Linked DNA regions of Homo sapiens: region 2 is linked to region 1. Evidence: chromatin contacts called from ENCODE Hi-C or POLR2A ChIA-PET data. All regions are on one chromosome and are shown on one strand. Each heading gives the region's core, a stretch centred on a gene start or an enhancer-like site at or near the end of the contact. The rest is flanking DNA. Distances are from core to core; before and after follow the strand shown. Region 1 holds the start of LENG8 (leukocyte receptor cluster member 8). Region 2 holds the start of ZNF579 (zinc finger protein 579).

Region 1 (6,955 bases), core at 2,901-5,400:
CTCGGAAGAATATAATCAACGATACTGAGTGCCAACTCTTCTAAGCACTACGACAGAACAAAAGGAAAACCCATGCTGTAATGAAGCTTGTGCTGGAATTACATGTCCGGCTGGAGACATCAACATGTAATACATCCAGCAATAAGGATCATGAAACAATAAGATGGCAAAGAAAGGGAGAGGGACAGGCTGCGAGGCAGGAATGCTACTTTCAATCAGTGTGTCAGGTAGAGGCTCTCTGAAGGCGGCATCTGAGCAGAGACCTCCAAGAGGCGGCAACACAGGGAGCACTGCAGCCAGGGCAAAGCGAGAGCGGGCCTGGCGGGTGCGGGCATCAAGGAGGTCTCTGCTTCGATGGCCATGGCAGAATGAGCATGAGGAGAGAAGGGACCAGAACCGGGTATGTAGGACCTTGTGGCTCATGGCGGGGACCTAGGAATTTACCTCCTGGGCAAGTTAGAGGGTTTCTGAGCAGTTATCACTGCGATCTCCAGTCCATCCACCACCCAGCCCCATCCCGGCAGACTCCACTTCACCTCGCCCCGACCCAGCAGACTCCACCTCGCCCTGCCCCGCCCCACTGGCTGGGCACTCACCATGGGATAGTAGTAGCTGTAGGGGTAGGCATAGTTGTACTGCTGGTACCACTGGTAGTACTGCTGCTGCTGCAAAGCTGAGGCTTCTGCCTGGGACACGTACTGTGGAAGCAGAGGCACATGTGCCGTCAGCAGCCCAAATCCACAGGCACACGGCCCCCAAAGGGCAAGCCTGTTTACTGGTGGCCAATTGCCAAGGGATGAAACTGGGTCCATGTATCTGCAAAGTGAGCCACTGTCTCTACCATGAGACTCACGCACGTTAGAGACCAGGGGCATGGGCATGGCCTCCCTCTTCAGAACCACATCACGCCCTAATTTCCTCAAGGAAACAGAACTTTTTCCCGTTCAGATTTAGATACCCTGGAACGTCTTTTCATGTTTCCCCTCAGAGCACCCCGTCTGAATGATACAACAGGACGCCAGACTGTGTCCCTCCCACAACCTCTGGCTCAGGGTACCCCAGCCCCATGAGGCCTTCTCACCTGTGCACTGGCCACAGGCCCATTGCTGCTGGACTTGGCAGAGCCGCCGGCAGCTCCTGACTTGCTGATGCTGGCCAGGGCCTGACGGGCCTTCTCCCACTCCGGGTTCTCGTGCATCGGCGTCTCCATGCCATTCTCTCGGCCTGCCCCAGCCACCATGCTGTACTGAGAAGACCTGCAGAGAGAGAGGACATCAAGTCACACCTGTTCTCCCCACTGTACACAGGTGGGCAAGTTGGGAGGCAAATTCCAGCCCCTGGATCCCATATCTAACTGTTACTACCAGTCTAAGCCTAAGTTTTCTAATCTGTACTATGCTGATAAAGGGTTTCTGCTTCAGAGTCTGCTGGGAGGGATAAATGAGATCACCTACTTAAGGTACTTATCCCAGAGCCTGGCACACAGCAGTTGTTAAAACCAAACAAACAAAACAATTAACAGAACCCACAGAACTGAACACAGGCCTTGGCACCTCCTAGGGCTATGTCTTTCATGAATCAATGAATTCTGTCTGACATCACCCCAGTCGGCAGGTTATCACACTATTTTGAGAAAAAATAAGGAATCAGCAGAAAAACAAATAAATGACTGTGTATTGAGTGTTGGGAAGCTGCCTCCTAATTACACTTGCTTGAATGAATCATCACAATTCTGCAAAGCAAGCGCTGTACTGTGAAAAACGAAAGCTCAGAGAGGTGAAAGCTTGCCCCTCTCCACACCACAACCAAATGCTTCCCTCTGTGTTTGCCTCACCACCACCCCCACCCACAGGGATTGTGGCATCACCTCCCCTAAGGCCACGGGAGGTCCCACCCCAGAGGACAGCACTGGGTCTTGCTTCCTCTTTCCCTCCCGACTGGCCTCCATCCCTCTCGCCTCACTAACCAATCTGTGCTACGTTGATCACCCACGTTGGCCGCCATCTGGACCTTGGGGTATAAGGGGTGGACCTCGGGAGCCAGACTGCTTTTTCACTGTCTATGAGAAAAAGAATGAGTTAGGGAGACTTAAGGGGGAGCTAAAAACACGTCACAAAGTGGGGAAGAAAAGTAGATGGACTCAAGAGAAGCCGGGCAGAAAAGGGGAGGCTGACTGAAAAGCCACTGGGGTCAAGGATCTGAAGAGTTCTGGGTGTGGACTAGAAAGGCTGGAGTGAGGGGAAGCCCCTGGCCCCTTTGTAGAGCTCCAGGTGGAAAACGAAGGATTTGGAAACAGGGAAGCCAGAGCAGACTTCCCAAAGGGAAGGAGAAGGGTCTGAAACCCATGTGAGCAAAGAGAGGCTGTGATGAAAGGTCCAGAGGGTAGGGGTGCCTCCATCAAGGGGAAAAGGTCTACAAAAAATTCTAGGGGCCAGGCGCGGTGGCTCACGCCTGTAATCCCAGCACTTTGAGAGGCCAAGGCGGGCAGGTCACCTGAGGTCGGGAGTTCGAGACCAGCCTAACCAACATGGAGTAACCACGTCTCTACTAAAAATACCAAATTAGCTGGGCATGGTGGCATATGCCTGTAATCCCAGCTACTAGGGAGGCCGAGGCAGGAGAATCGCTTGAACACGGGAGGCGGAGGGCGGTAAGCTGAGACTGCGCCATTGCTCTCCAGCCTGGGCAACAAGAGCGAAACTCTGTCTCAAAAAAAAAAAAAAAAAAAAAGCTAGGGAGTACGGGTTGTGAAAGGAACCTGAACCAAGAGGATGGATGCTATAATGAGAAGAGTCTGAGGGAACCCTTAAGGCTGAGAGGGTGGAAAGGTTTCCGAGAACTCTGTGAAAAGGGAGGCCTTTCAGGGAGCATCGAGGGGGCTGGAAGAATATTGGAGAAGAGAAGAAAATTTTGAGAGGAAAAGGGGATTTTCCGGAAGTTAACCCTGGAAGCAAGTGGTCGTTGAGCGTTCCTGAGAATGCCAACGTGAACCCCAACGTGAAGAAATGGGTTCTTAGCACTGACAGACTGATTTCAAAAAGGTCTCCGAAGGGCAGTAAAGAGACCTACGTGGGAGTCCTCAGTGGGACTACCCCTGCCTGCTTCCACGGGAGGTTCCCGGAAGCAGGGGTAGGGCTGGGAGAGAAAAGGGATCACCGTGGTTGGGTGTCTGGACATAAAGCTTTGGGAATGCCAAAGAAGACCCAAAACATGTTCAACGAATTAAGAGTGGGGTACAGAGAGAATTGGAAGAAAAGTGGAGTGTCTCCGGAGCAAGGATTCAGGAGCCTAAACTCCCGAGAGGGAGTAACTGATAAGTAGGATAATTAATCCCGCAGGAGAACCGGAATTCCCACGAGTTGACGGGATAGGAACGGGAGTCTGGAGCTGGGGAAAAGCCCTAGAAACGCAAAGGCTTAACTTAAACAGGACACAGGGCGTGGGTGGAGACGAGGGATCGTGGCGGGGACACAGGAAGAGGAGCCCCAGGGCAGAAGGGAGATTAGAGGTAAGGTCAGGAGTTGGGGGCTGGACAGAGGACTCCCGGACGGGTCTCAAGAACAGAGACAGGCATCAGACGCGAGGCCTGAGGTCCCGGGAGCACCTGGCCGTCCCGCAGGCTGGGCGAAGGCAAAGGAGGACGCCGGGTGGAGGAGGCCGCTCGGATCCCCACGACTAGCCACGGAGCCACTGCCCAGGCCGCGCCTGCGCACCACGCCCCAGAAAGACGCGCAGGAGCCGCCCGTCGCCCGGGGCAACACCCGGTCAACGGCGAGTGAGGGGCGCCCCGGGGCCCCGAGAACTCCAAGGGAGAGGAACGGAAATTAGAAGACGACGGCGCACGCGCGCTAGTGCCCGAACGCGCGGCCCCAGGCCCGGTGCGCAGGCGCAGTGGCTGCCCCTGCGCCGCCACACCCTGTCGACGCTCGCGCGCGGCGTCTGCTGCTGCGACGGCCGAGAAGGCCTCGGGGCTCGCGGGGCGCAAGACCAAAAGGAGATGCTATCCCCGCCCGCCTGCTCGCCTGCCGCTCCCCTTACCAACCAGGATCCTTCGCTGCAGGGACACGCCAACAACCACCCAGGCGATCAGCAACACGGCCACGACACCGCTGTGCCACCCGGCTGGCTCTGGTCTTCTTTGGCTTCGACGTCCTGACCGCGGCGTCCTGACGTCACGCGGCGGCCTTGCACCGCCTCCCTCGGCCCTGCACAGCCAATGAACGCCACGAGCTGCGCTTGAGCCCGCCTTCCTGCCCACGCACTTACGCATGAACATTTTAAGGCAGACCGGAAGTCTGGGTGGGGACGGTGGCCCCGAGGAGACAAGCGTGGCCGCATTAGCTCTTTCTGCCTCCCACGCAGCCTTATTTTTTTTATTGTTGTTTTCTTGTTGCTGTTGTTGTTGTTCTCGGAGACGGAGTCTTGCTCTTGCTCTGTCGTCGCCCACGATAGAGTACAGTGGCGTGATCTCTGCTCACTGCAACCTCCGCCTCCTGGGTTCAAACAATTCTGCCTCAGCCTCCGGAGTAGCTGGGATTACAGGCGCGCGCCACTATGCCCGGCTAATTTTTGTGTTTTTAGTAAAGACGGGGTTTCACCATGTCGGCCAGGCTGTTCTCGAACTCCTGACCTCGTGATCCCTCCGTCTCGGCTTCCCAAAGTGCTGGGATTACGGGCGTGAGCCACCGTGCCCGGCCGCAGCCTTGTTTTGACTGAGTCAGTGGGAGCCATTACTGTTCCTAAATGTAAACTGGCGTGACAGGAGTTCCGGGATTGTCCACAGCACGGTGATGTGGAAGCCCTGGGGAGAGAATGATAAAGAAAGGGGATGAGGAACAGCTCCACCCGGAAGAGCGGGCTTCCCTAGCAAATGAATCTGGAAGGGCGCAGGGGAGGGGGCACGGCGAGTTCAGATGGACCGAGGCTGGAAGCTGACGCGGTTGGAGGGGGATGGGTGTAGCTGTTGGCAGTGGCGCTGGGGTGGAAGTGTGTGGGGTCACAGATGTGTAAGGGTGGGCGCGGAGCAGACCCCCGAAGGTCCCTGAGGTCAGGCTGAGGCATTGGACCAAATCCGTACATAGGCATTTCTCTGAACTGCGCGCCACCTTTTGAGTGCCATCTGTTTCCGTCCAGGACTCTGATACAACTATCCAGTCCGCTGCAGGGACCGGTCACTGTGTCACAGTAAGTGGTGGGATTTAAGAGGCAGTTTTCCTCCTCATGTTCTACCATTATGAACGTCTAGCTTGAAAAATACATACCATTTTCATAACTACGTATTATTTTGTTAGTGCTAGCATAGTAGATCTTTTTCCGTTATTTTACTCTGTGGGGGGGGGGGGGTTTGTTTTGTTTTTGTTTTTGTTTTCTTTTTGGTACTAAGCTTTTTGTTCTGGAATAATTTTGGATTTATTCAAAACGTTGCAAAGACCGGGCGCGCTGGCTCACGCCTGTAATCCCAACACTTTGGGAGGCCGAGATGGGTGGATCACCTGGGGTCAGGAGTTCAAGATCAGCCTGGCCAACATGGTGAAGTCCCGTCTCTACTAAAAATACAGAAATTAGCTGGGCGTGGTGGCGCGTGCACCTGTAATCCCGGCTACTCGGGAGGCTGAGGCAGGAGAATCGCTTGAACCCAGGAGGCCAAGGTTGCAGTGAGCCGAGGTTACACCATTGCACTCCAGCCTGGGCAACAAGAGTGAAATTCTTGTCTCAAAAAAAAAAAAAAGAAAAGTTGCAAAGATCATAAGCAGTCCACCATGTTTTATGCCCACTTTCTTCTGATGCTGTCATCACAAGCACCAACAAAAGTGGTTTGTTGTAGATACTGACATGATGCATTACTGTAACTAAAACCCAGACTTTACTGGGATTTCACCACCTTTTCCTCCAATGTTTTCTTTACATGCCAGGGTACAAGCCAGGACCCACGTTCCATTTAGCTTCCTTTTACCTGTTGTATTTAGGGTGGGTTTCTTGTAGATAGCATGTAGTTGGATCTTGCTTTTTTTTGCCCAAGCGAACAGTCTCTGCCTTTTAAAAGAGGTGTTTATAACTGTACTTTTATTTTTTATGTCTTATTCTTTAGCATTCTGTACACAGATACAGCGATAAAATGAAATGACTGGAACTTAAATGTGAAAACTCTTTACAAGTAAGCCCACAATTAGATACATTTATCTTACATGTCAGGGAAAAAAATTATGTAAACAGGACAAATTATATCACAAAAGAATCCCAAAGTAGAAAAAATACCTAAGAAATGTGTCTAACCATGAAAAGTACTGTTCTCTTGGTGTCTTCACATCGTGTCTTCTGTGTACTTAAGTACAAAACATTGTTGCCTCTGATTAATGCACCCTGTACTTATTTTTCTGTTGTCCAGTTACATATTTGGTTGGTTCCAGGGCTATGTTCATGTAGCCATCCAGGCAAACCAGCACCCCTCCCTTAATCCACTTCAGAATTTTACCCCAACTGTCTGATGATGTGCTCTAAGAAGTCACTAGGGGATTGCTTTTCTTAAAAAATCTATTATTATTATTATTTTTTGAGACGGCTCTGTCGCCCAGGCTGGAGTGCAGTAGCACGATCTCAGCTCACTGCAACCTTTGCCTCCCAGGTTCAAGCAATTCTCTTTACAGGCGTGCACCACCACACCCAGCTAATTTTTGTATTTTTAGTGAAGACAGGGTTTCACAGTATCTGGAATTCCGGACCTCAGGTGACCCGCCCGCCTCTGCCTCCCAAAGTGCCGGGATTACAGGCATGAGCCACTGCGCCTGGCCAGTAGGGGGTTGCTTCTGAAAACTTATTTTAATAATCTTGGGTAGGCCAGGCGCGGTGGCTCATGCGTGTGATCCTAGCACTTTGGGAGGCCGAGGCGTGTGGATCACCTGAGGTCAGGAGTTCAAGACCAGCCTGGCCAACATGGCGAAACCCCGTCTCTACTAAA
Region 2 (6,955 bases), core at 3,069-5,568, 1.1 Mb before region 1:
AATACTATTCAGCCACAAAAAGGAGTGAAGAACCAACTCATGCCATGGCACGCATGAAGCTTAGAAACATTATGCTGGCCAGGTGAGGTGGCTCACGCCTGTAATCCCAGTGCTTCAGGAGGCCGAGGTGGGCTGGTCATCTGAGCCCAGGAGTTCAAGACCACACTGGGCAACATGGCGAGATCCCATCTCTACCAAAAACAAAAATCAGCCAGGCGTGGTGGTGCATGCCCGTAGTCTCAGCTATCTGGGAGGCTGAGGTGGGAGAATCGCTTGAGCCCTGGTGGTGGAGGTTGCAGTGAGCCGTGATTGCACCAATGCACTCCTGCCTGGGCGACAGAGAAAGACCCTGTCTCACTTTTTAAAAAGAGGGGGGCAATGTCCTTTGTGGAGGAGGAGGAGAAACTTTTATGCAAAGTGAAAGAAGCTAGTCACAAAGGAACACATATGGTATGATTATTCCATTGATATGAAATGTCCAGAATAGGCAAATTCATAGAGACAGAAAACTGATTATTAGTTGACAGGGGCTGGGGATAGAAGGGAGTGTGGGAATGACTGCTAATGGGCTTAGGGTTTGTTTGGGCTGATGAAAAGGTTCTGGAACTAGGCTGGACATGGTGGCATACGCCTGTAATCCTAGCACTTTAGGAGGCTCAGGTGGGAGGATGGCTTGAGACCAGGAGTTCAGATGAGGCTAGGGAACAAAGCAAAACCCCATATCTACAAAAAGAAAGAAAGAAAGAAAGAAAGAGACTCACGCCTGTAATCCCAGCACTTTGGGAGGCCAAGGCAGGTGGATCACCTGAGGTCGGGAGTTTGAGACCAGCCTGACCAACATGGAGAAACCCTGTCTCTACTAAAAATACAAAATAAGCTGGGCATGGTGGCACATGCCTGTAATCCCAACTATTTGGGAGACTGAGGCAGGAGAATCGCTTGAACCCAGGAGGCGGAGATTGCGGTGAGCCGAGATCACGCCATTGCACTCCAGCTTAGGCAACAAGAGTGTAACTCTGTCTCAAAAAAAAAAAAAAAAAAAGAGTTCTGGAACTAGACAGCGTGGATAGTTGTGCAACATTTACTTAGTGCCATTGAGCTGTGTGATTTAAAATGGTTACAATTATAAAGTTTAAGTGTATTTTACAAAAAACATGTTAAAATACACACACCCATATTCTGACTACCAGCTTTGAAATATTAGGGATACAAATGACTCCCCGCGGACCACCCCCTCCAAGATCTGATTGCCTCTCCTATCTCAAACATAACTTATATCTTGAATTTGGTGCCTATTATTACCACAGACATTTTTAGACTTTTATTCCATGGTATATATTCTTTAAAATATAGTATTATGGACAAGGTGCTTTTAAAAAGCATGCTCCTAGTCTGGGCACGGTAGTTAATGCCTGTAATCCCAGCACTTTCGGAGGCTGAGGTGGAAGGATTGCTTGAGCTCAGGAATTCAAGACTAGCTTGGGCAACAGAGTGAGACCCCATTCCTATTTTATTTATTTATTTATTTATTTATTTATTTATTTATTTATTTATTTGAGACGGAGTCTTGCCCTGTCGCAGGCTGGAGTACAGTGGCACGATCTCGGCTCACTGCAACTTCCGCCTCCCAGGATCAAGCGATTCTCCTGCCTCAGCCTCCGGACTAGCTGGGATTGCAGGCGCGCACCACCATGCCCAGCTAATTTTTGTATTTTTAGTAGAGACGGTTTCACCGTGTTGGCCAGGCTGGTCTTGAACTCCTGACCTCAAGTGATCTGCCTCCCTCGGCCTCCCAAAGTGCTGGGATTACAGGCATGAGCCACCACGCCCGGCCTTTTATTATTTCTTTTAAATCATGCTTCTGATCCACTATCATTTCTCCTATCTGTTTGTGAAGTGAAACTTCTTACTGAGACTCGCTAGGTTTGGAAACTTCTAGTATCTCACTTTCATCCTCTGTAAAAGGGAAAAATAATGGTACCTACTTCATAAAGCAAGGAGTAAATGGGATCATATTTGTAATACGCTCACAAGAGTAAGCTATTATTTTTCATTTCATTTATTTTTATAATCCCCATGTATTTCTTTTTCCTTTACTTTTTTCTTTTCTTTTTTTTTTTTTTTTTTTTTTTGAGGTGGAGTTTTGCTCTGTTGCCCAGGCTGGAGTGCAATGGCACGATCTCAGCGCACTGCAACCTCTGCCTCCCAGGTTCAAGCCATTCTCCTGCCTCAGCCTCCTGAGTAGCTGGGATTATAGGCATGTGCCATTATGCCTGGCTAATTTTTGTACCTTTTGTAGAGATGGGGTTTCACCATGTGGGCCAGGCTGGTCTTGAACTCCTGGCCTCAGGTGATCTGCCCACCTGGGCCTCCCAAAGTGCTGAGATTACAGGCGTGAGCCACCATGCTTGGCCTCCTTTACTTTTTTGAGTATATAGCACATTCACACGGTTTTGAATTCAAAAAGTACAAAAAGCCGGGCACAGTGGCTAATGTCTGTAATTCCAGCACTTTGGGAGGCCGAGGCAGGTGGATTGCTTGAGCCCAGGAGTTCAAGCCCAGCCTGGGCAACATAGGGAGACCCCATCTCTACAAAACATACAAAAATTAGCCAGACATGGTGGCACACTCCTGTAGCCCCACCTACTCAGGAGGCTGAGGTGGGAGGATTGCTTGAGCCCGGGAGGTCGAGGCTGCAGTGAGCCGAGATCACACCACTGCACTTCCTCCAGCCAGCCTGGGCAACAGAAGGAGATCTCATCTCAAAAGAAAACAAAACAAAACAAAAAAAAACAAACAAACAAAAAAACAAGGATAGAGTGTAGTAAATTTCTGTCCTGGAAGTTAGACTATGTTGCCAGTTTCAGTTTCTTCTCTCTTGTTCCAGTTCATCTGGACACAATCCCAGAACACACACAAACCCAGAACAGGCTGCAGGCTGTACTTGACCTTCCATTTTTCTCTTCTACAGGTTATCACTTGGAGACTTACCATATATGCACACGGTGAGCTTCTTTGTTCTTTTCTATGGACACCTAGTATTCCACTGGGTGGATCAGTCATGATTTATTACTCAGCTCTCCTACAGATGGGTGTTTAGATTGGTTTCAGCTGTTTGCAGTGATGTGCAGTACTGCAATGATTAACCTGGTGCAGACATTATTTTGTGCAGTTCCGAGTAGATGCCTCTGAAGAATAAATTCCTGGAATTGCTGGCTCGGTAAGAATGTTCCAGGTTCTACTTGCCCCAGCCGTGTATGAAAGGACCTGTTTGCTCGCACTCTCATTAGCACTGTTTGGCAGGAATGTAACCTTAAACAAACAGCGTCAAGCTGTGGGTATACTCCTGCAAAATGCCTTTTCTGCTCCAGAATAGGTTTCTGAGATGTCGCCAGGTTGGTTTCATTCTGCCAATTTCAGCTGAAACATTGCTGCCTCCAGGAAGACCTCAGGAATCACCTCCTCCCAGTGTGAGCTCAGCTCAGTGCCTTCTGTTCTCTGCATTCCCATAGCAGTTCCCTGCCTCGGAGCACACGTTCCCCCACATGCACTCCAGCGTGATTGATCCGTATCTATCTGCCTTCCCCATCAGACAGTGAGCTCCGGTTTTTGCCACTGTGACTCCAGCACCAAGGACAGCACCAGCCCATAGTAGGTGCTCAGTAAACATTGGCTGCTAAGGTCCCAGTGAATATGCGTATATGTAGACAAATATATGCAGGCTGGCCCGTAGTAGATATTCAGTAAATATTGGTCGCTTAGGGTTGAATGAGTATATGCAGGGGCTTTCACAAAGGGGGAAACCGAGGCTCGAAGTGGGAGAATCCTTCACCCAGACAGCCAAGGGAAGGCTGGAGCCAGGTTCTGATCCAGAGTGCCAGTACTTCCTGAAGCCTCTGTCACTGATTCATTCATCTTCCTCCCCCGGCCACTCCCCTGGCCTGACACAGTGCCTGGCACAGACAGGACCTGATAAATGTGTATTTGTTGAAGGAATGAATGAATATGTGTGTGTGCATGTTGGGGAGCCGGGAGTAGCTGGACCCAGTGTTCCAGGCCCTCAGCACCCTCCGCCCTCTGGGAGCCCGGGGGACAGGCCCCCAGCCCCCTCCCCTCACAGGACCCTGTAGTGCAAGCTGCCTTCCCTCCCCTCTCCAGGTCCCCCGTCCTCCCGCTTCCGGCTTCCCAGCCAGTCTTTCCTCTTTCAGGCTCCGAGGAAAGGCCAGGTTTCCGGGGGGAAGGCTTAGGCAGTGACACCGAGCCCAGCCTCCTCCTCCACCCCCCACCACGCTCAGGCCCCCCTCCCTCCCCGCCACCACCGTCCGCGTTTGGCCGGCCGTGGGGAAGGAAGAAAGGAGCCAAGGAGGCGAGGTAAGAACCCAGCCCCAGCGACCAGGACCAAGCCCCAGGCCCAGGGCTGAGAAATCCTCAAGGCCTCGACCCGGCCCCAATTCTGCTGATCATGCCTTCGGGGAGCTGCAGGCTTGGCCCGGAGGAGATCGGCCCCCCTCTAGGACCTGGGACCCCCGACCCCCACCAGCCTCCCTCCCGAGTCCAGGGGTCCGGCCCTCAGTCGCCTCCTCCCTGGGGATTCCCGGCAGCTGGGTCCCCAGCCCCCGCCTCCCCCTTGTCCTGGGAGCCCAGCCCCCTCCCCAGCCCCTCCTCCACCGGGACCCAGGAATCCACACCTCCTCCATACCAGAGTCCAGATTCCCCAATCCGTCATGACCTGGACCCAGGAGTCTCAATCCCCAGCTCCCATCCCCATCAGTCCCAAGAGTCTGGGCCCCTAGCCCCCTCCCAACTCAGACCAGAAGTCTGAACCCTCCTACTCCCCGACCTCTCCCAGCCCCTGGCATCTGAGAACACACTCTATTTCCGGGGCCTACCGGCTTCAAATCCCACCCCCTCCACTCAGGCCCCATGGGCTGTGTCCCAGCCCCTCCCAAAACGTTCAGCCTGGCCGGGGGACCTGGAGCAGAAGCGGTTCGCTGACTTTGTCCCCCTCCGTGCCTCTGCCCAGTTCACTCCCTCTGTGTCTCTGTCTCCCTGTCTCTCCGGCCCCCAACCCGCCACTGCTCTTCTGATCTCTGCTCTTGCACTATCTCTGCCTCTGGTTCTCCAAGTCTCTTTGTTTCCTCTTCTCTGTGTCTCTGTCTCTCTGCTGGGTGTTCCTCACTCTCCTCTGTCTCTTCTCTGCTCTGCCTTTCACCATCCTGTCTTTCTGCGACTCCTGGTCTCTGTCTGTCCATCCCCACTTCTCTGTGTCTCCCATCTCTGCCTTCTCCTGTCTCTATTCCCTGCTCTGTCGCTCTGTCTCTGATCTCTCTCCTCCTGTCTCTCCATCTCTGGCCTCCCCTCGGTGTCTCTCATCTTTGTCTCTGTCTCATATCTCTCTCCTGGCTAAATACCTGACCCTCTCTGCCTCTCCATCTCTGACTGTCTCTGCTTCTCTTTCTGCCACACCCCACGCACCTCTTTTTATCTCTGCCCCGCTTCCCATCTCTCCCCTCTCTCCCCACAGGCATGGATCCGCAGCCTCCTCCACCCGCCCAGGGCAGCCCACCTCACCGTGGCCGAGGCCGGGGCCGTGGCCGAGGCCGTGGTCGGGGCCGTGGCCGTGGCAGGGGGGGCGCTGGAGCCCCTAGGGCGCCCCTGCCCTGCCCCACCTGCGGCCGCCTCTTCCGTTTCCCCTACTACCTCTCCCGGCACCGGCTGAGCCACTCGGGGCTCCGGCCCCACGCCTGCCCGCTGTGCCCCAAGGCCTTCCGCCGGCCGGCCCACCTTTCCCGCCACCTGCGCGGCCACGGGCCCCAGCCCCCGCTGCGCTGCGCCGCCTGCCCCCGCACCTTCCCAGAACCGGCCCAGCTCAGGCGCCACCTGGCTCAGGAGCACGCGGGCGGCGAGGTCGAGCTGGCCATCGAGAGGGTGGCCAAGGAGACGGCCGAACCCAGCTGGGGCCCGCAGGACGAGGGCTCGGAGCCGCCCACCACCGCTGCAGCAGGGGCCACGGAGGAGGAGGCGGTCGCAGCGTGGCCTGAGACGTGGCCTGCGGGGGAGCCTTCCACGCTGGCTGCGCCCACCAGCGCCGCGGAGCCCCGGGAGTCGGAGTCGGAGGAGGCCGAGGCCGGGGCAGCAGAGCTGAGGGCCGAGCTGGCGCTGGCGGCCGGGCGGCAGGAGGAGAAACAGGTCCTGCTCCAGGCAGACTGGACGCTGCTGTGTCTGCGCTGCCGCGAAGCCTTCGCCACCAAGGGCGAGCTCAAGGCGCACCCGTGTCTGCGCCCCGAGGGCGAACAGGAAGGGGAAGGGGGGCCCCCGCCACGCCCCAAGCGACACCAGTGCTCCATCTGCCTCAAGGCCTTCGCCAGGCCCTGGTCCCTGTCGCGCCACCGGCTGGTCCACTCCACCGACCGCCCTTTCGTGTGCCCAGACTGCGGCCTGGCCTTCCGCCTCGCCTCCTACCTCCGCCAGCACCGCCGCGTCCACGGCCCCCTCAGCCTGCTGGCCCCGCTGCCCGCGGCGGGCAAGAAGGACGACAAGGCCTCGGGTGCACGGAACTCAGCCAAGGGGCCGGAGGGGGGCGAGGGGGCGGAGTGCGGGGGTGCCTCGGAAGGGGGAGAAGGGCAGAACGGAGGCGACGCCGCCCCGGCTCGGCCCCCCGCCGGGGAGCCCCGCTTCTGGTGCCCAGAGTGCGGCAAAGGTTTCAGGCGCCGGGCGCACCTGCGGCAGCACGGGGTGACCCACTCGGGAGCGCGCCCCTTCCAGTGCGTGCGCTGCCAGCGGGAGTTCAAGCGCCTGGCCGACCTGGCGCGCCACGCACAGGTGCACGCGGGGGGCCCAGCCCCGCACCCGTGCCCCCGCTGCCCGCGCCGCTTCTCGCGCGCCTACAGCCTCCTGCGCCACCAGCGCTGCCACCGCGCAGAGCTGGAGAGGGCCGCCGCGCTGCAGGCACTGC

Evidence for each region. A loop is a pair of places that touch in the nucleus more often than their neighbours do. ChIA-PET counts read pairs that join two places held with the same protein, here RNA polymerase II (POLR2A). Pooled maps may share reads with other maps.
Region 2: a loop to region 1 is called in a pooled map, with 8 times the contacts of the local background. The contact joins the promoter of ZNF579 here to the promoter of LENG8 in region 1. A Hi-C loop is called at or near these places in 2 of 37 single-sample maps with no recorded cell type and 7 of 50 pooled maps. POLR2A ChIA-PET finds 5 or more read pairs at or near these places in 1 of 52 experiments (WTC11).

What each region holds. Positions count from the first base shown.
Region 1 is chr19:54,446,394-54,453,348 of GRCh38, reverse strand. It overlaps LENG8 (leukocyte receptor cluster member 8), which reads right to left and starts at 4,150. Exons shown (of 16, transcript NM_052925.4): 1 at 4,039-4,150; 2 at 1,967-2,059; 3 at 1,082-1,256; 4 at 597-698. The coding sequence starts at 2,004. It overlaps LENG8-AS1 (LENG8 antisense RNA 1), which reads left to right and starts at 4,311. Exons shown (of 3, transcript NR_126418.1): 1 at 4,311-4,787; 2 at 5,134-5,184. RefSeq lists an enhancer at 3,493-4,400.
Region 2 is chr19:55,578,211-55,585,165 of GRCh38, reverse strand. It overlaps ZNF579 (zinc finger protein 579), which reads left to right and starts at 4,318. Exons shown (of 2, transcript NM_152600.3): 1 at 4,318-4,371; 2 at 5,525-6,955. The coding sequence starts at 5,527. RefSeq lists silencers at 2,969-3,263, 3,975-4,114.